Regions from separate parts of the Homo sapiens genome. Here region 2 is linked to region 1. A link is a loop called in an ENCODE intact Hi-C map of the cell type or tissue named here. Cell type or tissue: endothelial cell of umbilical vein. All regions are shown on one strand. Each heading gives the region's core, and the rest is flanking DNA. Links, peaks and the distances in the headings are about the cores only. Region 1 overlaps DIAPH2 (diaphanous related formin 2). Region 2 has its middle 100 kb from the start of ERVFC1.

What was found. A loop is a pair of places that touch in the nucleus more often than their neighbours do. Peaks named below come from ENCODE experiments on the same cell type or tissue, not always from the same donor. Only the 100,000 strongest peaks of a DNase experiment are listed, where the experiment ranks them.
Region 2: it touches region 1 in a loop (10-fold over the local background); 1 of 110 quality-filtered maps calls a loop at or near these places.

What each region holds. Positions count from the first base shown.
Region 1 is chrX:97,024,405-97,028,806 of GRCh38, forward strand. All of the region lies in intron 17 of DIAPH2 (diaphanous related formin 2), which reads left to right. Among named protein-coding and RNA genes, the nearest start is that of RPA4, 140 kb to the left of the region's middle. RefSeq lists an enhancer at 3,045-3,647. In endothelial cell of umbilical vein, for the core only: no CTCF peak of the experiment used is centred there; a DNase peak (open chromatin) is centred at 2,247.
Region 2 is chrX:97,739,792-97,744,193 of GRCh38, forward strand. No RefSeq gene overlaps it. Among named protein-coding and RNA genes, the nearest start is that of ERVFC1, 100 kb to the right of the region's middle. In endothelial cell of umbilical vein, for the core only: no CTCF peak of the experiment used is centred there; no DNase peak of the experiment used is centred there.

The sequences.
Region 1 (4,402 bases), core at 101-4,100:
TGTCTCTAAAACAGATAGGGATTCAGATCATTCCCACATCAGAGAAAGACATGCTTTAGTCTGTGTAGGTTAGGGAGGCAAGAGTCACCCTCTTTGTGTGTGTCAGTGATTTATCACTCTTCCACCCAAAAGAAGGCTTGTCCTCTTTCCCTCAACCCTGTTAGTGCTTGGGGGTTTGTGTTCAAACATAAATTTTGTCATAGCTATACTATAGTAGCAGACATGAATAGATTCACTTATATTTCCATTTATTTCTCCTGAGTATGATCTGATTAGAAGAGGTAAAGAAACAAAGCAACTAGCCAATATGAAAGGCATATCATTAAAGCCAGAATAAAATCTGACTGTTCTTGATTTCCATCTCAAAATAACTGATGTCTTTCCTAAGTTGAGAATGACCTGATCTGTTAAAAACAGATTAACTCATCAATTCTGACCAAATCTTCTTAAGAAGGCTAATAGGCTTCTGTTGACTAGACACCATTCCCTGTTTCATTTTTCTGATATCCTGGATGGGGGTCGGAGTGTTGTTATTCCTGAGAAAATCGATATATCACTGTATTGGAAACGTTTGCTTGTGGTAGCAACAGTCTTGATGTTTGATCATGTTAGGTTTTATGAAGTGTTGATAGATTTAGCTCCAGACTTAAGAGTTACCTACCCAGGCTGGGTGCGGTGGCTCACGCCTGTAATCCCAGCACTTTGGGAGGCCGAGGTGGGCGGATCACTTGAGGTCAGAAGTTTGAGACCAGCCTTGCCAACGTGGTGAAACCTGTCTCTACTAAAAATACAAATATTAGCTGGGTATGGTGGCATGCACCTGTAGTCCCAGCTACTCCTGAGGTTGAGACAGGAGAATCGTTTGAACTCGGGAGGCAGAGGTTGCAGTGAGCCGCGATTGAGCCACTGCACTCCAGCCTGGGTGACAAAGCAAGACTCTGTCTCACACACAAAAAAAGAGTTACAGCCGGGCGTGGTGGCTCAAGCCTGTAATCCCAGCACTTCGGGAGGCTGAGGCGGGCGGATCACGAGGTCAGGAAATTGAGACCATCCTGGCTAACACGGTGAAACCCCGTATCTACTAAAAATACAAAAAAAATAGCTGGGCGTGGTGGCGGGCCCCTGTAGTCCCAGCTACTCGGGAGGCTGAGGCAGGAGAATGGCGTGAACCCGGGAGGCGGAGCTTGCAATGGGCCGAGATCGCGCCACTGCACTCCAGCCTGGGCGACAGAGCAAGACTCCGTCTCAAAAACAAAACAAACAAACAAACAAACAAAAAAACAAAAAAAAAGTTACATACCCAGAGATCAATTGAGAATGCAATAATCTCTAAAATAAATCATTACTTTTTAGTAGTCTAGAAATCATGTGGTAATATTAATTTTTATAAGTGGTAGAACAGAGTAATAAACAGTTTCAGCCATCTTTCTCCTAAGTCTCAGTTAAGAGTTTCTCCTCCATTGTGAAAGCTGAAAATGGGAAAGAACCTATTCTTCCTGTCTAAATGTTGATATCCTTGGACTCTAGGATCCAGTAGAGACTTAGGTATCAACACCAAGTATGGCATTACCTTACAACACTCCAAACAGACCCTGATTCATAATAGTCTGTGCTCTTGCCTGAAAACTTTATATATGAACATGGATATGTTTATTTGAAGGTATGTTTAATATGGGCCATGAGGACATTATGGTTACCTAACTGAGGATAGAGATAATAAAAGCATTTTAGAATCATTGTAATCCAAACTTGAAAGTAGAAACTTCACTTTAAAAAGCAAGATAGTTTATATTTTGATAGTGCTCCCAAAAGTTGAAGATTGTTCTTATGGGGACTCATATTGTTGCATAGTTGTTAGTAAAATACCATTTATAATACAAGTTCTGTTGCCATTTGGTTAGGAAATAAAAAGTAACCAATGTAGTAAATGCTCAATAAATATATTTTGATTATTTGTTGAATGCATTAACATATAATTGTAAAAAAAGTAGAAAGCACAAATCTTAGATGGAAAGGATCATAGAACTGAAAACATAATATAATTATTTTGCAGTACATCTGAGTTATATTGTGATGTACTTTCCTAACCAAGTCCAAATTAATCAGGAGCTCTGGGAGAATCATCCCTAGAAACAATGCCTTTAAATAGAGGGTCAGAGGAATTTTCGTATTTCTGGATTTCAAACTGCAGGTGGCTCTCTTGATCTTTCAGTTCTGAATTTAGGTTAAAGACTGCTGTTCTGCCTTCTTCCTGTCCTTGTTACATCCAGACTATCAGACTTCCTGTTGAAACACTGATAATTGTCTTATTATTGGATTGTAAGCAACATCGCTTTTTCTCACATGTAGAAGATAGAGTTTTTTTTGTTTGTTTGTTTAACAAAATATATTGCTTGGCCTTCCTTTAAAATGGCTCTGATTTGCCTTTGCATGTCTTGTGTGAGGAGTTGCTAAGTATCAATGGCATTGTTGATAATGCTTGTAAAATAGCATATCAGTATTCTAGCATTATTTTAAAAGAACAAAAAACAGGTGATTCTAATCATTTTCCTTCCTCTCATTTTCTGGGTAGCATTGCTGTTTTATCTCATAATTTATTTTGTACACATCTGGTACTACAGGAATTTTAGGAGTCCCAAAATGAATATGAAAACCTGTTGATACAACTTTAGGTGGAAACCTAAGCCTTATCTGTCCTTTTATTCATTCTGATGGTTATTTTAAAGAAATTGCTGGATACCATTGAAGTATAGAGATACAAATATTTTTATAAATTATGTGCCGAAGTAAATTATAAATCACATGGCTTATAGTGTGGATTCTTAAATTATCAATCATATCACTTCATATTTTTATAAGCTGAATATCTAATTCTTTTGCAAAGTAAGTTACGTGCAACTGCTACCTTTTAAAATAATAGATAAATCTAAAATATGGTGGGTGATAAAGTGCTAAAAAGATACTTCTTAGCAATACTTAATTGTGTTACAACTGTAAGCACCAACAGCCAAAAGATTGTTTGCAATAAAGACCTTATACTAAGACATTCATCAAGTAATAAAATATAACCTCAAATGTCTAATTCTAAGTGATATGTGCCTTATAAATATACTTGTAGTAGTGCTACAAAAAAGGCACAGATACCAAACTGACCTTAAAAGTGGCACATGTGGCGTTACTGCAGCTGGGCTATTGTCTTGGAGATTCACAGAGGAGGCCTCCCAGGAATTATTTGTATGTTCCTTTTGTGTAAAGTTTTTGTCTGGAAAGTCGCTGTGCAAACAGTAGCTGTTCCATAGCACCTGCTTCTGTTGAGGGAGAGTGAGTCTTTTATTTAGAGAGCATCGGTAGCCATTTCATTCATTACTGCACAATGGACTTACATAAAGAGCAGCATTCCAATGACGCCAAAAGAAACCAGAGCTTCCAACACGCTGAGGCGCTTGTAAACATTGAGTCTCCCTATGTTTCTTTCTAAACTTTTCTTGCAATTACATCCAGGTCTTTATTTTGAGGAAAAAAATAATTGATTCAGAGCAATAATAGGAAAAGTTATAAACTGCAATTTTTAATTTAAAAAGCTGTATTATGTAAAATGCTGTGGCAATGTCATATATAAGCTTGGTCATTTACATAATTATTGCTTTAATCTTCTTAAGGTATTAGAAAATTAATTGCATTATAGAAATAAGGATGCCAAAATATTTCATAGAATTTTTTTTAATGGTCATGGAATTGTTTTCAGTGTGCCTATCTTCCTAACATTTAAATGATTTTATTATTTTCGTGGCCAATCATCTTCAATATGATGTCAATATCCAGTGCATCTGCTACTTTCCAGCCCTTTCATTGACCCCTGGCAGTGTGGTACCCATGTTTGTTACTCTACTGAAACTACTCTCTCTATTGCCTCTAGTTCCTACCTTCTAACCTTTTCTCTCAGCTATTATCATTCTTCATCTTTATGTTTGATAAGACCTTCCTGATACATCTTCTCTTGGTTTTGTTTTTGTTTTTCAAGAAACCTGTACCCATTAGCAGTCACTCCTCATCTTCCATCCTCAAACCCCTGCCCCTGTCAATCACTAACCTATTTTCTGTTTCTATGTATTTGTCTATTCTGGACATTTCATATAAATGGAATTACATAATCTGTGTTCTTTTTGTCTGGTTCCTTTCACTTAGCTTATGCTTCCAAGGTTCATCCGTGTTGTAGCATATATCAATACTTCATTCCTTTTTATGGCTGAGTAGTATTCGGTTGTATGATATACCACAGATGGTTTATCCGTTCATCAGTTGATGGACATCTGGGTTGTTTCCACCTTTTGGCTATTGCAAATAGTGCTGCTATTAGTGTTCCTGTACAAGTACTTGTTTGAATGTGTCTTTTGAATTCTAC
Region 2 (4,402 bases), core at 270-4,269, 720 kb after region 1:
TTTATATTCTCTATCTAAACTAAAGTTTATACCCTTCTTTCTAAAGAATAATTCCAGGGAAGCAGTCCACATTTTAAAAAACATCTGAGCTCTAGAGCAGACACATTTTTGCTACTGTCTTTTTTTTTTTTTTTTTTTTTTAAATCCTTTAAGATAACACAGCAGGGACAAAACACTTAAAAGAAACATACTGCTATAAAAGCTACACAATCTCTCTTAGATAACGCTGCTAGACCTCTTTTGAAATTGGACTCTACTTGTAGTTTACATTTTGTTATAGCTGAATTTATTAAGATCCCATGAAGATGGAAGTAGTGTGGGGAGCTGAGAGTAGATGCCTCCTACTTTGTCTCTATTCCTATTTGCAGGTGACTTGGAAATTCCCAAATTACAGAGAATAAAAAAACTTTGTAATTCAGAGTTTGTGAAATTCCCAGAACACCTGTTTTAAAGGCATGCTGCTCTGTTGATGAATCACCCAAGCTTTATAAAATGATTCATCATTAATCATTACAAAAAATAAGCTTAACAATTCATAAGCTCAAAATAATGCTATATTATTAGCTTCATATTTATTAAAACCACATTACTTTGACTACATTTGGAAACAAAGGAACTTCTAAAAGTTTACTCCAAAAAATGACAGAACTTTTCATTCCTTCAATGTTCTATTTAGCCATATCCATCAAAATGACATTTTTTAGCAGAGGAAAAACTTGGTAAATTACTTTTTTTTCCTAAAAGGGGAATAGTATTTCTAGGTCTTTGGTCTATGTTTCTGCATAGATCATTGAATAGAAAAAAAACACAGTTTTTTTCTCTTACTATACTTTCAAAACTCAACACAGAACACTTCTGTGAACAAATATGTGGGTGCCTCTCCCACAGCAAGCAATTCTCTGACACTAGCTAGGTATCCCACAATTCAAGCTGACACTGACCAGAGTTAGTGCAGACCTCACAGGTTAAGGGTTCAGTCCCATAAGACTTCCCTCACCCAACTTCAGAAACCAATGACAGGTAGTAAGTTTTCAAGTTACCTACAACTTCTGTCTGACTTGGTAAAAATCAGAGGTTTGCATGACCCCATTTTCAGGTTCCATTTGCAAGAGCAGTTCACAGACTCCAGGAAAAGAGTTTACTTACTGTTACTTATTTATTACAAAGGATATTGTAAAGAATGTAAATGGAAAGCCAGATGAAGAGATACATAGGGCAAGGTTCAGAGAGATCTTGAGCACAGGAGCTTCTGTCTCTGTAGAGTTGGGGTGCAGCCACCCTCCCAGCATGCTAATGTGTCCTTGCTCACCAACCTGGAAGCTCTCCAGAACCGCATACTTTTGGAATTTTTATGGAGGCTTTGTCATGTAGGTATGAACAATTACTAACTCAATTTCTAGCCCCTCTTCCCTCCCTCTCTGGAGAAGGGGCTGGGAGTGGGGTTGAAAGTTCCAAGCTCCTAATCATGCCTTGGTCTTTCTGGTGACCAGCCCCCATGCAGGAGCCCACCAAGACACCTCATTAGAATAAAAGATGCTCCTGTCACCTGGGAAATTACAAGAGTTTTAGAAGCTTTATGCCAGGAACCAGGGACAAAGACTAATATATTATTATTTCACAAGCACATACTTACCTCTACACAAAACTATGTGTTGTTATACTTAAAGTGTGAGAGTCTGGGCTCTGGAAATTTCCTGTCACTTGGCTATGTTTCCAAGTATTTGAAGTCTCCATTTCTAAGTCACGGATGAGAAAACTGAGGCCAGGATGGTTCACTAGTAAGATCAGGGTCACATCTGTGCTCAAACAAAGCTTTAAGGAGAACTAACAACCCCTGGGTTTCCAATCTATTGCTGAACCAGTGAGTGAATCTGTCTGTGTTTTCTAGGCACAGTTTAGTTCAGCTCTGCTTTTCCACACCTGCCTGGGGCTTTTCCTAATCAGCGTCAGACCAGGAGCCTTAATTGTGATGTCTGTAGACCGGTCTCTGTCTTTCCTTATGTGCCTTAAAAGCATGTATATACAGGGGAAGCTTATACTGGGAGTGGATGAATACAGGGGACTCTATATGCTTTGGAACCACATTGGAGAAGCTCTACTGGGGCAAATCACTTAACCTATTTGAGCCTTTATTGCCTCATATTTAAAATGGGATTGTCTTAGTTCCTATGTTTGAGGATTTTATAGTATTTAATGAGTTCACTTAACACCATGCTTGGCACAAAAAAGGCACTCTATATTTACTCTAGAAAAATAGCATACTACTGTGCTGGCAAAGCATTAGATTGTGGATCCATCTTTTTTTTTTTTCTTTTGTTCTGTGAATGAAGCTATGAAGCTTGCTCTGGTGTTTTCTATCATACACATGGATGAAGCACTTAGTTCCAGAATTAACATGATAAGAGTAAGACTCCTGATGTGGTTTGGCTGTGTCCCCACCCAAATATCATCTTGAATTGTAGTTCCTATAATCCCCAGGTGCCACGGGAGGGACCCAGTGGGAGGTAATTTAATCATGAGGGCGCTTACCCTCATGCTGTTCTTGTGATAGTGGTGAGTTCTCATGACATCTGATGGTTTTATAAGGGGCTTTTCCCCCTTTTGCTCGGCACTTCTCCTTGTTGCCATCATGTGAAGAAGGACGTGTTTGCTTCCCTTTCTGCCATGACTGTATATTTCTGGAGGCCTCCCCAGCCATGTGGAACTGTGAGTCAATTAAACCTCTTTTCTTCATAGAAGCCTGAGAACAGACTAATGGAGTAAATTGGTACCACAGAGAGTGGGGTGCCACTAAAAGGATACCGGAAAATGTGGAAGTGACTTTGGAATTGGGTAACAGGCAGAGGTTGGAACAATTTGGAGGGCTCAGAAGAAGACAGGGAAATGTGGGAAAGTTTGGAACTTCCTAGAGACTTGTTGAATAGCTTTGACCAAGATGCTGATAGTGATATGGACAATGAAGTCCAGGCTAAGGTGATCTCAGATGAAGATGAGGGACTTGTTGGGAACTGGAGTAAAGGTCACTCTTACTATGCAAAGAGACTGGCAGCATTTTGCCCCTGCCCTAGAGATCTGTGGAACTTTGAACTTGAGAGAGATGATTTAGGGTATTTGACAGAAGAAATTTCTAAGCAGCAAAGTGTTCAAGAGGAAGCAGAGCATAAAAGTTTGGAAAATTTGCAGCCTGATGATGTGATAGAAAAGAAATACTCATTTTCTGGGGAGAAATTCAAGCCTGCTGTGTAAATTTGCATAAGTAATGAGGAGCCAAATGTTATTCACCAAGATAATGGGGCAAACCATCTCCAGGGGATGTCAGAGACCTTCATAGCAGCCCCTCCTATCATAGGCCTGGAGCACTAGGAGGGAAAAATGGTTTCCTGGGCTGGGCCCAGGGCGCCCCCTGCTGTATGCAGCCTCATAGCATGGTGCTCTGTGTCCCAGTTGCTTCGGCTCCAGCTGTGGCTAAAAGGGGCCAACGTACAGCTCAGGCATTTGCTTCAGAGGGTGCAAGCTCCAAGCCTTGGTGGTTTCCATTTGGTGTTGAGCCTGTGGGTGCACAGAAGTCAAGAATAGAGGTTTGAGAACCTCTGCCTAGATTTCAGAGGATGTATGGAAATGCCTGGATGTCCAGCCAAAAGTTTGCTGCAGGGGTGGAGCCTTCATGGAGAACCTCTGCTAAGGCAGTGCAGAAGGGAAATGTGGGGTTGGAGCCCCCACACAGAGTCCCTACTGGGACACTGCATAGTGGAGCTGTGAGAAGAGGGCCATTGTCTTCCAGACCCCAGAATGGTAGATCCACTGACACCTTGCACTGTGCATCTGGAAAAGCCACAGACACTCAATGCCAGCCCATGAAAGCAGCCAGGGAGCAGGGGAGCTGTACCCTGCAAAGCCACAGGGGCAGAGCTGCCCAAGGCTGTGGGAGCCCATCTCTTGCATCAGCATGACCTGGATGTGAGACATGGAGTAAAAGGACATAATTTTGAAACTTTAAGTTTTAATCACTGCCCTATTGGATGTCGGACTTGCATGGGGCCTATAGCCCCTTTGTTTTGCCCAATTTCTCTCATTTGGAATGGGTGTATTTACCCAATGTCTGTAACCCCATTGTATCTAGGACATAACTAACTTGCTTTTGATTTTACAGGCTCATAGGTGGAAGGGACTTGCCTTGTCTTAGATTAAGCCTTTGGACTTGGACTTTTGAGTTAATGCTGGAATGAGTTAAGACTTTGGGGGACTGTTGGAAGGGCATGACTGTGTTTTGAAATATGAGGACATGAGATTTTGGAGGGGCCAGGGGTAGAATGATGTGGTTTGGCTGTGTCCCCACCCAAATCTCATATTGCATTATAGTTCCCATAATCCCCATGTGTCATGGGAGGGACACTGTGGAAGG